Regions from separate parts of the Mus musculus genome. Here region 1 is linked to region 2. The links are chromatin contacts, found by POLR2A ChIA-PET in ENCODE. All regions are on one chromosome and are shown on one strand. The core of a region is the stretch at or near the end of the contact, and the rest is flanking DNA. Distances in the headings are between cores, read along the strand shown.

What was found. ChIA-PET counts read pairs that join two places held with the same protein, here RNA polymerase II (POLR2A).
Region 1: POLR2A ChIA-PET joins it to region 2 with 13 read pairs in embryonic stem cell. The contact joins the enhancer-like site here to the promoter of Pnma1 in region 2. POLR2A ChIA-PET finds 5 or more read pairs at or near these places in 4 of 5 experiments (Patski and embryonic stem cell).

The regions. Positions count from the first base shown.
Region 1 is chr12:84,200,828-84,205,661 of GRCm38, reverse strand. All of the region lies in intron 1 of Mideas (mitotic deacetylase associated SANT domain protein), which reads left to right. Among named protein-coding and RNA genes, the nearest start is that of Gm51953, 3.6 kb to the left of the region's middle. Within about 2 kb of position 3,546, at least 1 of the 3 ENCODE cell types and tissues checked has a DNase peak (open chromatin) inside an H3K27ac peak, as active enhancers do.
Region 2 is chr12:84,145,738-84,150,135 of GRCm38, reverse strand. It overlaps Pnma1 (paraneoplastic antigen MA1), which reads left to right and starts at 1,647. Exons shown (of 1, transcript NM_027438.3): 1 at 1,647-4,005. The coding sequence starts at 2,209. The coding sequence ends at 3,270. Mideas (mitotic deacetylase associated SANT domain protein) reads left to right here. Exons shown (of 13, transcript NM_001163501.1): 13 at 1-968.

The DNA of each region.
Region 1 (4,834 bases), core at 2,297-4,796, 54 kb before region 2:
CTGGTTTGCATGGCGTATGCTGTTCCTAGATACATTTCCAGAACCTGGAAGTACCAGTGTTTCTGACTCCTTTAGGAGCCCATCTTTGTTCTCGGCAGAACAGATCAGGGGGAGCCCGGACGGCAGATGTGTGAGTTGATGTCTAGAGAGGTTTCACCTTATTTTAGGATGGCCAGTGTGTGGACATTGCGTTAGCCTTTATCTCTGTGGGACCCTCTCTTCTCTCTTTCCACCCAGTCCTCTATGGTCCAGTCCTCCAACTGTCTTTTTGTCATTCTTCTTCAACAAAGTGGTCATGCCGCCTCCAACATCATAGGGCATTCAGTCATAGGACATTACGCCAGGTACCCCACCCACCGAGGAACTGAAGAGCAGGCATTTTTAAAAATAATTCTCTTTCTCTTTTAAGTGTGCATTGGTGTTTTGCTTGCATGTATGTCATGTGAGGGTGTCGGACCCTCTGGAACTGGAGTTACAGACTGTCGTGAGCTGCCATGTAGGTGCTGGGAATTGAACCAGGGTCCTCTGGAAGAGCAACCAGCACTCTTAACTGCTGCACTTTCTCTCCAGCCCTGGAAAAACATGCATTTTGCTGGAGAGATGGCTCAGTGGGTAAGAGCATTTGTTGCCCAAGCATTAGCTGAGTTTGGATTCTTACATTCACATAAAATACTGGGCATGGCAACATTACCTATAACCCCAGGCCTGGGCATGGGGGTGGAGGCCGGAAGATTGCTGGGATGTACTGGCTGTGTGCACATACATACACAGACCACACGTACCAAACCATCACACCACACCTCACCACACAGATGCACACGGGTGGGAGGAGATAGCCATGTACAGAGCTCTGATACGTACAAAGGCGGCGGAGGCGAGGGCTGTGGTGGTGGTGCGTGCCCTGATTGCTGGATTTGAGAGGTATTGTCAGAAGAGCTCTGGAAAACAGGGAACAGTCTATATTTTTAAATGCCAAGCTTGAAGCTGTAAGAAAATGCTAATTGCCTTTCACCTATTAGAGCTCCTCTTGGGAATTAAATTCTAAGGCAATGGTTCTAAAAAGGAATAAAGAGCTATAAGCACAAAAGTATTTGTGGCAGTGTTGTTTAAAATAGCAGGAAAACTGTTAACTGCCTCAGGGTTCCACGCGGCTACATAATTTATGATACCTGGATTCCGGGCAGTGTTGTACTGCATTAATATGAAGGTGCTGCTAATTCATGGGAAAATGTTGATGAATTTTAATGCCACTAAGTAAAACATAAAACTGCCTCTGCGTATCCTAGTGAATGAATAACATTGCCAATGCTTGGTCAGAGTATAAGCTGATGTAATGCCATCGCTGGACTCAGGTGAAGAGGCCACGCTTAGAATATTTGATATTCGATGTGTACTATCTATACATTTCAAAAGATTAGGCCCCAACATCAAAGACTTGGAAATGGGTGAGAAGGCCAGGGAGGGACTCTAAGCCTCCCATCTGTTACCACTAGCAAGGCCCAACTGCTCAGGGCTTATCAGCTACTACTGCTGCTGCGTGCCGGGGCTGGGGACTTGAGATTGTCCTGACCCGCACACTGTAACTTCAATGTTAACAGCATTAGGACCCTGCCTCCTGACGCTGGTTGGTGAAACCCCAGGCTGTTCAGAGACCCAGGAGGTTGCTCACACCTGAGTTTCTAGGGAACCTGCCAGCAGGATGAGCATGTGGCCCTTGAGGCCCAGAACCACCCACTCACTTGCAAGTCCTAGCCACAGGTGGCGAGAGCCAGCTCTCTCTTCTGCAGTTCCTAACAGGTAGCAGGGTGTGCTTTGTAAGCTGACCTCCACAGCTCAGCGTCAGCCAGGTGGGGCCCTGGTGAGGTAGTGTCTCGGGTGTGTCCATTGTAGAACATATTTCAGTATTAAACTTAGAGTTGTTTTTAAATGCTGGCCTTATGAAACTCCGCCTTCAACCAGTCCACTTTGGCTTATCAAAGAGAGTGTCTGAGTCCCCATATTGCCCTCAGCTTGCAACTTGGTACTGTGCTTCTGCTGAGAGCCAACTTTTTTTTTTCTGTCATATTGGGGCATTTTTGAAATGGGTGTGCCTGGCAAATGGCCCCGTCACCCTCATATTAATCCCTTTTGTGCAGCCTTTTCTTCAAAGTGGGGAACATTTTTGACACACATTCTTTCAGGTTGGAGACCCTTCCTTTGCCCTTTCCCTGTGATCAGTCCAGGGTTGTGACCTCAGCAGGAAATGGGGATTCACTGACAGGGTTTGGAGGCTTGGGGTGGGTGGAGCTACAGAGCTCTGGGTGTGTCTTGAGCGGGCAGGTTGGAGCTTGCTAGAACAAGGGCCACCAGAGTCGGCCCTTGGAGAGCAGCTTGGATATGTCCAGGCATATCTGGGACTCCGTTATCGAAGGCATATGTGAGCTAAAACCAAATTCCAGAACGGTCAAAGATCTGGAGTTCTTTTGGTCTGTGGTCCCACTGAAATAGGACCTCCCGGCTGGAGGTTTGCCAAGGTCCAAGAGGAATTGGGAAAAGAACGTGGGTTGGGGACCTGCCTGGATGCTTGTGAGGGATATTCAGGATAGTTTCATGTCTTCCAGGTCAAGCAGTGCTCATTCACATGATTAGAGTCGGGGTAGCGGTGGAGGGCAGGCTGTCACATTTCCTTGGCACATGGTGGCCATTCATAGGTACTCTGGTTCCATCTTCACCCTTGTTGACAGTTGGCTTAGTTCTGATCACTGCTGGTGGCTGAAAATTAATTTGCTGCAGAATCTAAGTAGCAGGTCGTCTTCCTGAGCTCAGGACCCGCCCATCTCAGTTCCCTAATTTAGAGATCACGTGTTTGCCCCACGGTCGTCAGCTGCTTGGTTCTTTTGAAGCTTGAAACACATTTCCATAGAAACAATGCTATAAATGGTTTCTGGGTATCTGGGTTCCTAGGCTAGCCCACAGAGAGCCTTGGTATCGCCCCAGAAGCTGCCAACGTGAGGCATTAGTAAAATCGAGAGCACGCCTGCAGCAGTAAGAGACTGTGTGGGGTTAGTTAAATGGCGTGGGTTTATTTAGGTAACTTCATTCTTTCTGTGAGAGGTGTCTTTCAAAGTTGTCCTGATAAAGTTCTGGGGTCCTTCAGCCCCAACCCTTCCCCCTCCCTTACCTGTTTGCATTTCTTGTCCTCATCTGGATACCTGGGGCTTGAGCCACCTTGCCCCTCTGGGACCTTGGCCTAGGCTGGCTCCTGATCTTGTTTAGGAACACAGCAATCTTTGTCATTTAAACCGACCTCCTCAGCCTGACAGGACAAACATTACACAGGCACAGTTTGCACGGTTCAGACTTCTCACCTGATTGCGTCTGCTGCTCCTGTGGGTGTCTGTTTGCAAAGCAGCCTCTACACATTTCTTTGGGCTAATTTTGACACTTGGTGTGATTTCATCAGATTGGTCGGTGCACCGAGCCCATTCACGTTTCAGCCTGTTGCTGTGTCATACCTTAAGCAAAGTAGATTTCTGTTCCTCGGCTCCGTACACAGTTGCTGTGAGCGTCCGATTGTTTTCACGGGCGCTGGTCTATTGATCGGAATTACCTGGTCAGAGTGTTAGACTCTTGCAAGACAAAGTCAGCTCACATTCTGGGAAGAGTTAAGCTGATTGCAGTGTGTTAACAGCTGTCTCCCCAAAGCCCTCCTGACAGCAGCTTTCTTGTCTTATTTATTTATTTTCACATTGACTCAGCTGTAATGGGGCCTTAATGGCGTTCTGATTTGCATATCCTAAAATCGCTGCTGAGACTACAGTTTTCCTCTCAATGACCTGTGTTTCCGGGTGCGTCAAACCCTGCTCATCTCCTTCAACTGCAGAAGTCCCTCCTCCTTTCTTGCCTGGGTGGGGTCTGATTCACCCTCACACCTGAGGGGCTGACCACCCTAGTGACTCGGGCTTTCAGCCTTTTGATTGCTGGGGTACAAGTGGCAGGGCCTGGGGGAGCCCTGGGATAGAGGCTGAGTGAAGGACAGGGGCTTGTCTGGGAGCCTCTGCAGAAGGGTCAGAGGTGACCTCCTTGGAGGGTGGTTGGCCAGAGAGAGGCTTTAGAGCTGGGGAGGGCCCTGGGGTGCTTCTGCTCTGAAGGTCATGGGGAACTGGGAGAATGAGGTGACAGGTTGGCACAAGTGGGATGAGGAGTGACGGAAACCCATGACCTGGGAAGGATGAGGAACAACAGCAGATCAGCGTGTGTAGTAGCCAAGTGGCTCTGCCACGCCTCTTACGACACACCTCTCAGTTCCTTCTCCAAGGAAACTTGGATGTAGTGAGTGTGCCAACTGATGGTTTATTTGTTTTTCTTTTTTGAGACAGGGTTTCTCTGTGTAGCCCTGGCTGTCCTGGAATTCACTCTGTAGACCAGGCTGGCCTTGAACTTAGAAATCCTCCTGCCTCTGCCTCCCAAGTGCTGGGATTAAAGACTTGCATCAGTACCTGGCTTCAGTTTTTTTTTGTTTTTGTTTTTTTCCTTTTTTCATGAAACCCTAACTTTCAGTTTAAATCTTCTTATTTATTAAAGAAAAAAATGTCTTGAGACTTAGTTGTTTTAATTTTATGCGTATGACTTGCCTGTATGTTGCCTGCATGTCTGTCTGTGTACTGTTTGTGTGAAGTGCCCAAGGAGGCCAGGCGAGGGTGTCAGATCTAGAACTGGTGGGAATTGAACCCAGGTCCTATGGAAGAGTAGTCACGGCTCTTAGCTGCTAAGTCATTTCTCCGATCCCTAAGTCTCCTGATTACAAAAACAAAAACTTGGCAATAAGGTCTGTTAAAAATAAAATAAAATATAA
Region 2 (4,398 bases), core at 398-2,897:
CTATTCAGAGCTCCCTGTTTGACAATAACGTCCCTATACAGTGTCACCCTGCCTGTCCCCCAGCTTCCACCTGCATTCAGAGAAGGCCATGACACTGACCGTGCCTGTGTTCTGGGCCATCTCTGAGGTCTCTTGCCCTCACTGCTGTCCTCCAAGCCTTCAGCAGCCCCCTTAGAGCTAAAGTACCCACCCACCCACCGTCCTTGCCGCCCCACCTCCCACCCCGGCACAGAGGCCCTGTGCTCATGATGTCTAAAGGGATTGCCTATATTTAACTGCCTCAGTCACCCAACCTCTTTCTTCTCATGTGCCAGATGTTAAAGACAGAGGAGGAAGAGTGCAATAGTACTCAAGCCTCAGCTGTTGAAATGTTTTTATTGGGGCTCACTGTTCTGGGTTATTATTTATTACTAGACTGGCAAAGCCTAACCCCTTAGGTTTTTACAGGAAGTATGCATATTTTTATATAAAAACAGTTGTGTCTAACCCACATTTGGCTGTGTTTGTTGCCTCAAAAAAAAAAAAATTGCAGCTGTTAGAACTTTTCCTCATTTGTCTCTTACGTTAAAGGCCTTGCTGGAGAGGATGGAGCACAGAACAGCCTTGACAGTCTGTAATTAGTGTACAAATATTTTAATAGCATAAAGTAAGTATATTCCTTTTATTTTGAAACAAAATGGTCAGACACTGCCTTTCATGTGTTTGTTGCCTGTGGCACTCTTTTTAAAAAAGACTGTTACATATTAAAATAGTGTACATATATATATATATATAAATATAAATATTACCTCTTTGTGTACAGTTGTGATAGACCAGACTGAAAATTTTATTTTTTGTGTGCTTTTTATAAAAAAAAAATTAATACACTAAAGAGAATCTTGCTGTGATTGTAATGTACCTATGTAACTTATTTACTTTTGAATGTTCTGTATCTTAAGACCTTTTATTAAATAAGGTTTTAAAAAAAATTCATTGTTGAATACCACATTCTTATAGGGGTGTTTTTGCCGTCTGGGACTGATAGGCCTTGTTTTGCTTGAAGAGAACTTACCCGCCTTTTCGGGGCCATAAACATTCTGTTTTGCTATCTTGTATACTCAGTAAGGATAAGAAGGCAATATGTTTGCAGTTTGCCTGGCTACAAAGGTAAGTAGTCACGGGGTTTTGTGTACACACACACACACACACACACACACACACACACACACACTTTAAACAAGAAAGCCAAGTCAGACACTCACAGGAACCAGTAGATGGAATTCTCTTTCCTAGTTTTGTGGGGAGGAACCAAGTAGTTGCAGAGTGGGATCAGGTGGTTCCCGGAAGTCAGAGTTAAAGACTGAATTCATAGAATGGATGAGCAATATGAGATAAGTCCGTCGTGGTAGATGCGTATCAATAAAGCCAGCTTAAATCCACGGCAAAATTAAATAAAGCATGCGTAGCAATAGCTAAGAAAGAATCAGGGAAGGCGGGGGGGGGGGTGTAAAAAGAAATGCGCCGTCATAGAATAGACTCCTCAAACCCCTTCTTGGCACCATAGCAACCGCCAGATCCTCTGGAGCCCGCGTATCTCGCGTCGTCATGGACACAGTTGTCACGGTGACACTGGGGGAGACAAGCGGACCGGTTCCGCCCTCCACTGCAGCTGCACGCCGGCCGTTGCGGGAGCGCGCGGACATAAGCGCTAGGCAGAGCTGCCTCCAGCCGAGTTTCTCCCCCATCCCGTGCTTCCTGCCGCTTGGGTTCCCGGTGCTCGGAGTGCCGCCTCTCCCCACGTAGCCAAGCCACGGCCTCGCGTGACCCTCAGCCCGCCGGCGTGCCGGGGAGAGGTGGGAGGAGCTGCCACGCCCCGCGACCGCACCCAGCCATCTCCCGCCCGGAGTCATCAGTCTTGAGCCCACCTTGCTCCCTCTCTTTAAGCGGTGACGCCAGACACAGCTGCAGCCAGTTCAGCCCTCCCTGCCCGGACCAAAGGGGGCGACATTCGAGTGATAGGCGGAGTGTCCCGTGGCTCCCGACCCTGACTTGGGACCCGGAAGGGACAAGAAGGAACTCTGGTGTCTTTTGGTAATTGTGGTTGCCTGAAGCTTGTCGCCCCCTGGCCTACCGGGGGAGGAGAGCATGTTGTATTGTCCTAGGCCCTATAGCCTCGTGAGCCAGTCCAAGCAGTGTCTGTAGAACTGGCACTTTTAATAGTTGGGTGAAATGGCTATGACACTATTGGAAGACTGGTGCAGGGGAATGGATGTGAACTCTCAGAGAGCTCTGTTGGTCTGGGGGATCCCTGTGAACTGTGATGAGACCGAAATTGAAGAGACCCTCCAAGCTGCGATGCCCCAGGTATCCTATCGAGTGCTGGGGAGAATGTTCTGGAGGGAAGAAAATGCTAAAGCAGCCTTGTTAGAGCTCACTGGGGCAGTGGATTACTCCCTGATACCCAGGGAGATGCCAGGCAAAGGAGGGCTCTGGAAAGTGGTGTTTAAACCCCCCACTTCCGACGCAGTTTTTTTGGAAAGGCTGCACCTCTTTCTAGCTAGGGAAGGGTGGACCGTGCAAGATGTTGCTCGTGTGCTTGGGTTTCAGAACCCTGCTCCAGCTCCAGGCCCGGAAATGCCAGCAGAGATGCTCAACTATATTTTGGATAATGTTATTCAACCTCTTGTTGAGTCCATATGGTATAAGAAGCTGACGTTATTCTCCGGGAAGGACATTCCCGGGCCTGGCGAGGAAACCTTTGATTCCTGGCTGGAGCACTCAAATGAAATCATAGAGGAATGGCAGGTGTCGGATATAGAAAAGAGACGGCGGTTGATGGAGAGTTTGAGAGGCCCCGCTGCTGACGTCATCCGCATCCTCAAGACCAACAACGCCGCCATAACGACCGCAGAATGCCTGAAGGCTCTTGAGCAGGTCTTTGGGAGTGTGGAGAGCTCTAGAGATGCACAGGTCAGATTTCTGAACACTTACCAGAACCCAGGAGAAAAGTTATCTTCGTATGTTATCCGTCTGGAGCCTCTGCTGCAAAAGGTAGTAGACAAGGGGGTCATTGATAAAGATAACGTGAACCAGGCTCGCTTGGAGCAGGTCATCGCTGGGGCTAACCACAGTGGGGCCCTCCGAAGGCAGTTGTGGCTGGCCGGGGCTGAGGAAGGGCCTGCACCCAACCTCTTCCAGTTACTGGTGCAGATTCGAGAGGAGGAAGCCAAGAAGGAGGAGGAGGAGGCCGAGGCCGCCCTCTTGCAGCTAGGCCTGGAGGGGCACTTCTGAGTCCTAGGACTGGCCAGGCTGCTTTTGATATACCTGTGACGTTTTAGTAAGCCTGCCACTCAAAGCAAGCACCCAGCCTCCTCCTGGCTTGGTTTTGTTTCCTGAGGGATGGGATGGGGAAGTCAGGCCCGCATATTCCTGTAACATTCACAGAAGTGTGTGATTGTCAGGAGCTGCAACGGTAAAGGTGGTCCTTACTGCCTAAAGTGAATGCTTGATGCCAGCCCTCCTGGCGACATCTCTGACAGCTGTGCACAAACGTGAAGCTGTGACACTTCCTGTCAAGGTGGTTGCGAAGCTGCAGGTTCTGATGCTAACCGCGCACCAGGTTCACAGACTGTACAGTACAAACTCTTGTGTTTGTTACTAACACTGTGGATGGTTTTACTGTAAATTGTTCCCAATTTGTATCGATGGAAAGAATGTGATTCTATTAGAAGATATTACTCATCTTGAAAAATGCGGATTTCTAATTCCTCACGGCTCAACGCTGGAATCAGTTTCCCTGAAAAGGATCCTCGGACTAAAAGTGGCATGTTAGAAAAAACCAGGCCTTTACCGAGCTGCACAATCAGTTCCTCACGGTGGAAGACAGAAGTCCTAGGGGGAGTGGCCGTGGCCAGTCTACACTTCCCCCACTTCAAAGACTAGTCATTTAATAATTGGTCAGCGCTAAGGGTTCTAAGTTTGAAGTTATTGAATAGATGTATACAAATAAAAATTTGAAAATTCTCATTTTTCCTGACACGTATAAAATTTTTCAGTTAATTTAGCTCCGTATATTTTTCTCCTAACAAGGACTTTTGTTCATGTAAAACAAAACAAAACAAAACAAAAATTACCCTCCTTGCTATGAATTTAAGTTGCAGTGTCACCTATACATCTTGGTTGGGTGGTTCCTTGGTTGTTTTGTCACAGTCCCACTCTGTAGCTGAGGCTGGCCTGAAATTCACTCTGTAGCCCAGGCTGACCTCAAACTTGCAGCGGTCCTGGGATTACAGGTTTGAGCCACTACCCCTAGCTATTTCTTGTAGATACTGTCTCACTGTGTAGCATGGGCTACTGCTCTTGAACCTGTGATCCTTCTGCCTACCTCTTGGGGGCTGAGATTCTAGGCAGACACTACTA